Regions from separate parts of the Homo sapiens genome. Here region 2 is linked to region 1. Evidence: read pairs that join two places in POLR2A ChIA-PET (ENCODE). Cell type or tissue: CD4-positive, alpha-beta T cell. All regions are shown on one strand. Each heading gives the region's core, and the rest is flanking DNA. Links, peaks and the distances in the headings are about the cores only.

The links. ChIA-PET counts read pairs that join two places held together with the same protein. Peaks named below come from ENCODE experiments on the same cell type or tissue, not always from the same donor. Only the 100,000 strongest peaks of a DNase experiment are listed, where the experiment ranks them.
Region 2: POLR2A ChIA-PET joins it to region 1 with 6 read pairs; 5 of 35 experiments call an interaction of 5 or more read pairs at or near these places.

Annotation. Positions count from the first base shown.
Region 1 is chr3:71,048,109-71,052,503 of GRCh38, forward strand. All of the region lies in intron 9 of FOXP1 (forkhead box P1), which reads right to left. Among named protein-coding and RNA genes, the nearest start is that of FOXP1-AS1, 240 kb to the right of the region's middle. RefSeq lists enhancers at 1,898-3,592, 2,770-3,333. In CD4-positive, alpha-beta T cell, for the core only: no CTCF peak of the experiment used is centred there; a DNase peak (open chromatin) is centred at 2,613; H3K27ac peaks cover 1,465 bases.
Region 2 is chr3:70,966,944-70,971,338 of GRCh38, forward strand. It overlaps FOXP1 (forkhead box P1), which reads right to left. Exons shown (of 21, transcript NM_001349338.3): 19 at 3,793-3,862. Among named protein-coding and RNA genes, the nearest start is that of FOXP1-AS1, 320 kb to the right of the region's middle. In CD4-positive, alpha-beta T cell, for the core only: no CTCF peak of the experiment used is centred there; no DNase peak of the experiment used is centred there.

The sequences.
Region 1 (4,395 bases), core at 146-4,145:
AAGGAAAACTAACCCTTCCCAAACTGTAGCAAAAAAAAAAGAAAAGTTTCTTCAAGAAAAGAACAAGATCAGTGTTCCTAATTCTGAGTATGATTCAAAAGATCAGAGAGACTTTTACAACTAAAAGGACTATCCAAGCCCTTTCAGAGCTTACATGTTCTGGCTAATAACTATACTTTACAAACAACTGCATTCACTTAACCTAACACATGACCTTGATCTGATACATCCATAAAATGGTATGTATATCAAGACCTTCTGATGCAAAGTTCAAAGAAAGAGAAAAATGGTGGTTTCCTTTCGGTCTTCATGTAGTTTATTTTACAGTAAAAACCATCATTCTCATATTAGCAACCAATTTCAGACTTACTACCATGCCACTGAGAAAGTTAATTGAGTTTCACTCCAAAAAACAAATTCTATACCACTAACAACAAAAATTTAAATAAATTTAAATGAAAAGCCAGTGTTTTCATTTTAAGAACAGCATGCATAAAATGATCCAATTGTTTTCACCCCTTCCCAAGTTATCACATTAATGTAAAACCCAGTGATAGTTATATTCATGTCAAAACGATTTTTTCACTTCTTCAACAGATATTAACTCACAACATTACAAAAAAAAGGGAAGAGAAAAAAACAACATTGACACAATAAAAGATCAGGGAATTAGCTTTTCTGAAAGCAGACTATAATGGGGGGGGTACAGCTGGAGGTGGGGGAGGGTGTTTCCTGCCTTACTGTAAATGAAATGTTTAAAAATTTTGTATTTATGTAAAATGACTGATGCCTTTTCTGTTGTCTCTGTGGCCATCCCTAGGAAAAAGCTCATGAAAGCTGTCTACGTTTGAAAAGCCAGGATATAAAAGTATACAAGGCCCATTGTCCAAAGAAAGAATTTAAAAGCAACACCGGTTGCCAAACTGCGCTCCCCACCCAGTTACCAAACACAGGATACGGGTCCATTTGTTTACTTCTCACAATTGAATGCATACAAAAAAGGTCTCCGTGCAGTCCCCTCGGCAGGTCAGTAGTCAGTGTTAAAATGCTAAAATGCCCTGATAAACCTCGAGTTTCGGATCCCCTCCCTAGAGCTGCAGTCAAAGGTCTGTTTTCCTTTCTTCGGCTACTCCCTACTGCCTAACATAAACTGTCATAACTGCCCGGGACAAACGGCCCTTTTAAAACAATCAACTTAGCCTACCTCACCCGCACAGGATGGAATCTTTTTTTGTAGCTCGATTTAAAATGAATTCTGCTGTCTATTTTCCTCACCACTTCTGTCCAATATTCATGAGCAGTCACTTCAATAGCTGTATTGGGCCTACATCCTCTCTTCCTCCCCTACCTAAGAGCACGTATCTTCTTAAGGAAGGTCCTGTCTTGGTCCAACCCAATATGGAGCCAAACTTTCCCAAGGAAACATCTCAAGGCAACTTTAGGAGGGAAGGAAAAAAAAAAGAGCAAAGGTACATCGTTCTGGCCAAAGATCAGGTGTCTTATTGCAGAGGTAATCAAAACAGGAAAAAAAGGGGGTGGGGGGAGCCTGACAATATAAAATTATGAGCCGCTAATGACTGGGGACTCAGTAAATTAACATACTTGTTCCATCTGTCAACAACCAAGTTCAAACCTTGTTAAAATCATAACCACCAGTCCACATCATGAAAATGCTACCGTGTGACTCCATCTCATTTTAGCACAAAAGGACCACCACCTGCATGATAATTCCAGGAGACTGGTCCCTACCTCAGGAAACTACAGATCTCCTAAGCATTGTTACCCTGGGTCTCAGACAAATCCACTGGCACCATGAATCCAAGGAGACCCATCCACTGGTCTGCCTACCTCAAAGGATATTCAAAGCAACCTATCTCCTGGGTCACCTTTGCCTGGGAAGTGGATGACAAAGCATGGACCACAGCAAACCTAGCGACCTGGAGATGCAAGAATGTTCCTACAATGTCTTGCTTTCTCCTTGTTTAGACACAAAGTGTTCTCCTTCTCCCCTACACTCCCCACCCCCTGCCACTCCCTTCCCAAACTCAGGGACCACTATCATCTTTGTGCTCTGAGATGCTTTCCTTTCTGACAACAGCAATTTGGGAGAGGTAACTTTTATCCTTCTTTCTGCTGTGTAACTTTCCCCTTCCCATTTCTTTATGTGCCCTCTGAGCTCATCTGAACTTTCATGTTCTCCCAGCATGCAGACGTGCATTCCAAACTATGTCTCACAGACCAAATAAGAGGTTAATAAGAAGTGGCAACAGAAAGGAAAAACGCAATCCCTGGTAACTGATAAGAATGACAGTGGCAGCCCTTTTTTGTTTGTCTTCAAATATAGAGTTAAAGATCTTTAAAAAACTAAATTTTGATGCCTTTGAAAAGAAAGAAGCACAAAATAACAACAGGGGGTTATTGCCTGCAAGCCACAGGGGAGAAACTCCATAATTCTTATTCTCCCTTTTGAAGGCTGTTAGCAATCTGATTCAAAAAAGCAACAGCAGAAGGGGAAACCTCTTGAGGCTGTAACCATTTCCTGTGATCATGCATAATGTGCTTCAAAAGTGGGTTTTTACCAATTCTGTTGATCAATTGCACCTCCTTCATACCCCTTCTTTTTTCTGCTGTGTTTACATCTGATGTGACTCAATGACAAGCACTGTCTGAGACTGTGAAACAGGCCTGTCATGTTGATTTATGGGCGCATCAAACCACAACTTGTCCAAACTGAAGCTCGCAGTTCATTAATTAGAGAGTTGTGACTTTGAAGTCAGCTTTCAGACTGTGGTTTTTAACATTTGGCTTAATTTATATGCTCTTGAATGTGGATCTCTAAGGAAAAAACTGAAATTCCCTTCTTGTCTTTGAACTTCTTTTGACCGCACAATAATCATTTCTTTGTCCAGAGTGATGCCTGCAATCCCAGAGTCATTAACGCGCATTGAACTGCCACTGATGAGTAAGCCCTGCTGAATTAGAAAAACAGCCAGCAAAACAAAGCTGAGAGCCTTCTGCACAGTGATATCTCACAATTACATGCCTTCCCTCCCTGTGCCATTTCCATTTTAATTACTGTTAGTCCTTTAGATTTACATTTTAGACACTTTTTAATCTGTTCCCTTTTTTATTATAGCAGCACCCGGTAGAGCGCCACTGTACTTAAGGTTGTGTCAGCATTTTCATTAAAACACCTCCTCCCCTTCACCCCAAAACTGCCCCTACTCTGCAGGGGTTTACATCCGGCTGCTCAACAGGACTCCAGGGTGAAAACTTGGCAGGACATGGAAAACGTCCCCAATTTGTGTCAAGGGAGGAGGCAGCAAAGGGAGAATGTCTGGGTCACTCCCAGGGTGTAAAATTAGCACAGCCCAGCATCCTCACTTAGGTGAGGGACAGGGACGTCGAGTCACCTGGTAAGACTCCCTGCAAAAGAACAAAAGTGGCCACCTGCTTAGGGCTGGTGAAGAAGCTGTTAAAGTGGATGAGGTGCTGTATATAGAATTATAAATTGTGTCATCCCAAGGAGAACACTTAAACAAAAAGAATTTTCAGTCCACTGTAAAAATATGAGGAGGCAAGTTAAATTGGATAACTCTGGAATGGGTAGAAAGATGTCATAATAACGCACACATGCACACGGATACTCCCACAACTGAGTCTCACCCACGCAGAACTGAATAGAAGGTGAACTGGTAACTCCCTGGAAAGAAAGGCCTTATCATTTATGGGACGAATGCTGTCAACCTTCATGGTGTGGCATAATGTGATAAGTTATGGACACTACCAAGCGTGGTGCATATAGAAGCTATTATGATATACTTTTCTCCACCCTGCCCAAGAAAACACAACCCAAGCTGGAGTCTTCTCTAACTTCAACTCATGCTCTCTGGCACATGCCTTTAGCAATTACATTATGTACAACTTGCAGGAAGAAGTTAAACAAAAGATGTGGATGTTTAATCTTGTTCTAACATTTTTGTTTGTTTATCCAACCTCACAAGGGGTTATTCTTCCAATGGAAAAGGCCATCACCACACACCCAAGCTCTGTGAGCTGGGGAAAAAAAAAAAAAATTAAGTGTGCATCCAAGTAAAATTTTCCTGAAAGCACTTCACTTCTCCCAGCTCCATCCTGGCCCTCAGTTGTTACCAGGTTGCAAAAAGTAACCTGAAGACTCTGTCAACGATGCCTCTCCTGCTCCTCACACAGGTACACGTGCAGTGGTGTTATAAAATATGTGGCAGCAAGCAAATGGAACCCAGAAAAATCTGAGTGAAAACAGGACAATAATTCTCAGTCTGAAAGCTGAGAACCGATAGAGTCAGCTCAGTTGTGCAATCATTTAAAAGATGAATGACAGTTTAATAGCCACTAGATAGTCCTCTGGGATCT
Region 2 (4,395 bases), core at 300-4,299, 81 kb before region 1:
CTAAGTAAGGTACCCAAAAATTTGTTTCATCCAGGTGGTGATTACGACCCACTGACTTTTCATTTCATTAAAGAGGACACTTTCAAAAACTGGCAGCTGTAATTAAACCAAGATTTATCACAACTGTCCTCCTGCAGACTAGACTATGCCTGCTTTTCCATCCTAATGAGAAGAAAAGTACATTAGATGTACTTCTTTTCACAAGATGATCTGGCATAGTGACTTCCACTGGCCAGTCATACAAGAGTCCGAACTATTCTAGAAATCCTGGCTCTAGAAAGAAAGTAAAAGCCAAAAGAGTGCAAAGCTGGGCTGCAGAAATCTGTCTGGCTAGTATGACAATCGCAGCCTCACTCACTGTACAAACCGCAAAGCCAGGGCTTTCTAGGTACAAGCCCTGTGTTAGAAGTCCTGTGCACACTCACCAAACACAGCATTGGATAATGGACTGTTTCAAAGCTCGGCCCTATGTAAGCCCACAGCTTTTCCTTCCTTCTACTTGTAAATGTGTATAACTGCCTTCTTTTAAAAAGTAGGGGGAAAATCCTGTGTTTATTTCCAAATGTGGTGAACTCATTTTGATGAACAGCAAATGTGAACATTCCACACTCTCCTACAGTGTGTCAAATAATTTGCATCAAGTACTTTTTCCAACAGCTCTTTTATAATTGCGATAAAGCTTTTTTTCTTTCTTTCTTTTTGTTTTTTTTTTGGCAGAGCAGTTGCCAGAACTACTATTATTTGTTTTTTTTTTTTGTTTTTTTTTGTTTTTTTTTTTTTTTTTTGCAAACTGCAGTTGGACAAGCATCTTAACTGCTTTTATCTGAGAGAGGTGTGACCACTGTTGTCTCAGTCACAGAAATTCTGCTGAGTGTCTTTCCACTGGAAATACCATAAGATAAGCTCTCATAAGACAATTTCACTATTCCAAGGTCAGAATGTGGCAAAAGTGGGGCTGCTGCTAGCTTAATTATTTTAGCAGCTTCCCTGGTCAAAAACTGTGAAGACAAAATTGAAATGCTGATATGAACGTGTTCATTGGGATGAGTTTGTCATCCTCTAGAGAAGGCAACTTTCTTGGGATGAGTATTTATTCTCTTTGGCTCTCAAAGTATTCTAGGTCAAGGCCATTGCTGATTGGGATTGGATCATAGAACATGGGCTGAGACCCAACAGCCACAGTAGTGAAACGCATACAAAGGCAAGCACTTATACTGATCCCTGGGTTCTCAGGCAAGAACGATGTAAGTGATGAAAACCAGCCTTGTCCCTTGAAAAAATGATCAAATGGGCTGCAGAGAGATCCCAGTGCCTGATCCGCAAGAGAGCTTCTTGAACACGCTCTCTGTTAAGCAAGTGATCAGAGCAACCCACCCAAGGTTAGATAAATTTTCACTAACTGCTTCTGCCTAACAAAGTGTTTTTTTTTTTTTTTTTTTGGTAGTTGATGTCCACTTAGAAGCAGGTGTGTTACAAAAATGGAGTTAATTATATAAATGGTCCTTGCACAGCATGTGGTTTCATATCAAGCTGGCACCTCTGCCAAAAAATGAAGTTGCTTAAGTAATGGTGCAGAAGTCCATAAGCACCCTCGCTCCTGGAACATTAACCACTCTGAGATCCTCAGGGGAAAGGCAGTCTATAAATACGAAGCTTTACGGTTACCCTTAGTTACTTCACTTTTCAGAGCATAATGCAATCTGTCCCAAGTCCCATGTTTTATTTCTGTAGTGGATTCTGCTGTCCTATTTTATATATTGTATATCATGCATTATGTTGCTCTAGTAATTTTTTTGAAGATATTGTTCCACTATTATTTTTACTTGTCTTGAAAAATGGAAATAGGCGGTAATGGAAAGGAAGGCCTGCTGGCAGAATCCTTATTTAATTTGCACAGTAGAAAGTTGTCTTATGTGTCTGTCTACTGATCAGGGATCCAAACTCGTAGAAGAGAGGGAAACAATCCACTTCTCAAATCATGAATTTGTATCAATTTATTCCCCTTGCCTCATTATGGACGGAAAGTGTTCTTGGAAAACGGCAGGACAGTTTTGGGCTACTGAAGAAGATGCCAAAAGCAAATGTTCAGAGATGAAACCTGAACAGTTCTGTAATGACAAAGCATACTAATTGAAATTAGTCACATAGTTAAGAGAATTCAGAGGATGGAGGATCACTTTTTTTTTTTTTTTGCCTTTCCGGCTCATGAATATAAAATGTGCTTGTAATCTTAATACTATTCCATATTCCAGATAGAGCAGGCTTTAAATTCACACTTCACAAGACTCCAGGGAAAATAAGTTACTAATGAATGGTATTTACAGTGGCAGCATCGAAGCATGCTTTCATTTACTCTTCTAAAGTTACTGTGTAAACTACAAGTAATTAAAAGAAACGCAGAAAGTAGTTTCTCCTATTAAATCTGGTTCAGGCTAAAAATAAATAAATATAATTACTGAAATGCTAAGGCCAGTGAATCTGCCTCTAAACTGAAACTGGGTAAATGGCCTATCATCAATTCCCAGGAGCCTTAAGACTATTCTGGGCCTGTAGGGTACAGAGTCGTGCTCCATAAATATCTGTTTAATGTCCATAAATATCTGTTTAATGCAGAGCAAGACCCAGGGCTCCTGTCAGTATCTCCTCCTTCCTCATCCTGTTCCCATCATACTAAAGGTCTCAACTGTTTTTTCATTATTGTCCCTTTTTAGACTTTTGTTTCTCTCTTTCTGCCCTCACCCCAAGAAATGTTCATATTTGCTCAAGTATTATGGTCCTTTGGAAGGACACAAGACATTGCAGTATCTCAGAACCAATCTAGGGGTGATACAGCCCCCATTGAGAATGTATGCTGCAGAGGACTGCAATGGTATTGGATGACAAATGTCAGATTTATCTATAGAATATGCTTCTCGAACAGTCTGGGTAGGGGCAAAAACAGGACCACTGGCCAAAAGGATACTGCTTACTTATGAACTCTTGAGGGGGGACTTGAGTACTACACCCAGGTACTTTAATGAAATGACACTGGAGTAGCCTTCATTTAAGAACTGAAATGTGCAACATGTAAAAAGTTTGCTAGAAGCTGGGCTGCCTCAGGTAGCTCCTTTTTGGGTGGTAATCTCGCTCCTGCTCAAAACCCGCGTCTTCATCTCCTGGTACCATTGGTGATGTAACAAGTACTTGGTTTGTCAGTAGGAAATAAATACTCCGTGTGATTATCATGTAATCTTGAACAATCTGCAGGAAAACTAAAGAGTCTTCTTAAACACCTCTATTGTTTAAACAGACATGGTTTACTTTTACAAAGTGAACCAGACCCCAGATCCTCCCCACCCCAGACAAAAGCCAAGATGCTACAGTCGACTTTAAAAGAAGAAAAAGAAATACAAAGCCCTGCTTTCTCTTTAAACCCATGAACAATAGAAGGTCATGTGACGCAGTGGCCTATCATCCAGCACATTAATAGCTGTGCTAGAGTAATTACACTTGTGGTATTTTTGCCTCAAGTGAAATTCTGAAATAAGAGGATGGAAATTATGATACTGCTGATAAATATTAATAAGTGAACTTTTAATTTTTTTGCCACAATATTCAAAATGCTAAGCATCCCGCTAACGCTGAAGCAGCCCGATGTGTTTGCCTCCAGGGAGTATGATGCTTTGTGCACTTAAGAAAAAAGTTTAACGGAATTAAAATTTAATATCTAATTAGAGCAAGGCTAATATATTTTGAAATGAGTAGGGGAGACCTGTGCCTCTGCTGCATATTCGGGACGGCCGTTAATCTTACCTGTAAAGCTGCATTGAGAGGTGTGCAGTAGGCGTGGCTGCTCTGCATGTTTTTAATAAGGGAAGGGTTACTGTGTAAGAAAAACATAAAAACTCAAAGTTAAACACAGTCGACTGCTGAGTTCCTAGCTAAGTTTTGTTTTAAGCTTGCTGGTGCCCTTCCAAATGAGCAATTTCCCCCACTAGCAAAACCCAAGAAAAGTCAGGCTTTCTCCCCGTCACTGATTTGCAGGGCGGGTGTGTGTGCACACCTCTGGGGTTGGACTTCTCTATTCAAGGAAACTAGGTGTAAAATTCTGGCTTAGGTAGTAACAGGCTTGGGTCCTCCCTCCAGAGACCTCTCTGCAGATTTTTAGGAGTTAGCCTGACTCCAGACTCCAACAGAAAGGAAGGCAGCAGCCTAGGAGGTCGTGCTGGGGAAGGCAGTGAGCTCACAGCAGGGGCTGCTGGGCACGAGCAGAGAGAATCTTGGCTCCTAAGCATCTTTGAGATTTGAACTTTACAGTGACTGCTAGAGGGATGGCAGGAAGGCTTTTAAGGAATATCCACAAGGCACGTTTATTGCCAACAGGCGATGGAGAGTAGGGTATGCCAGGGGAGGGTC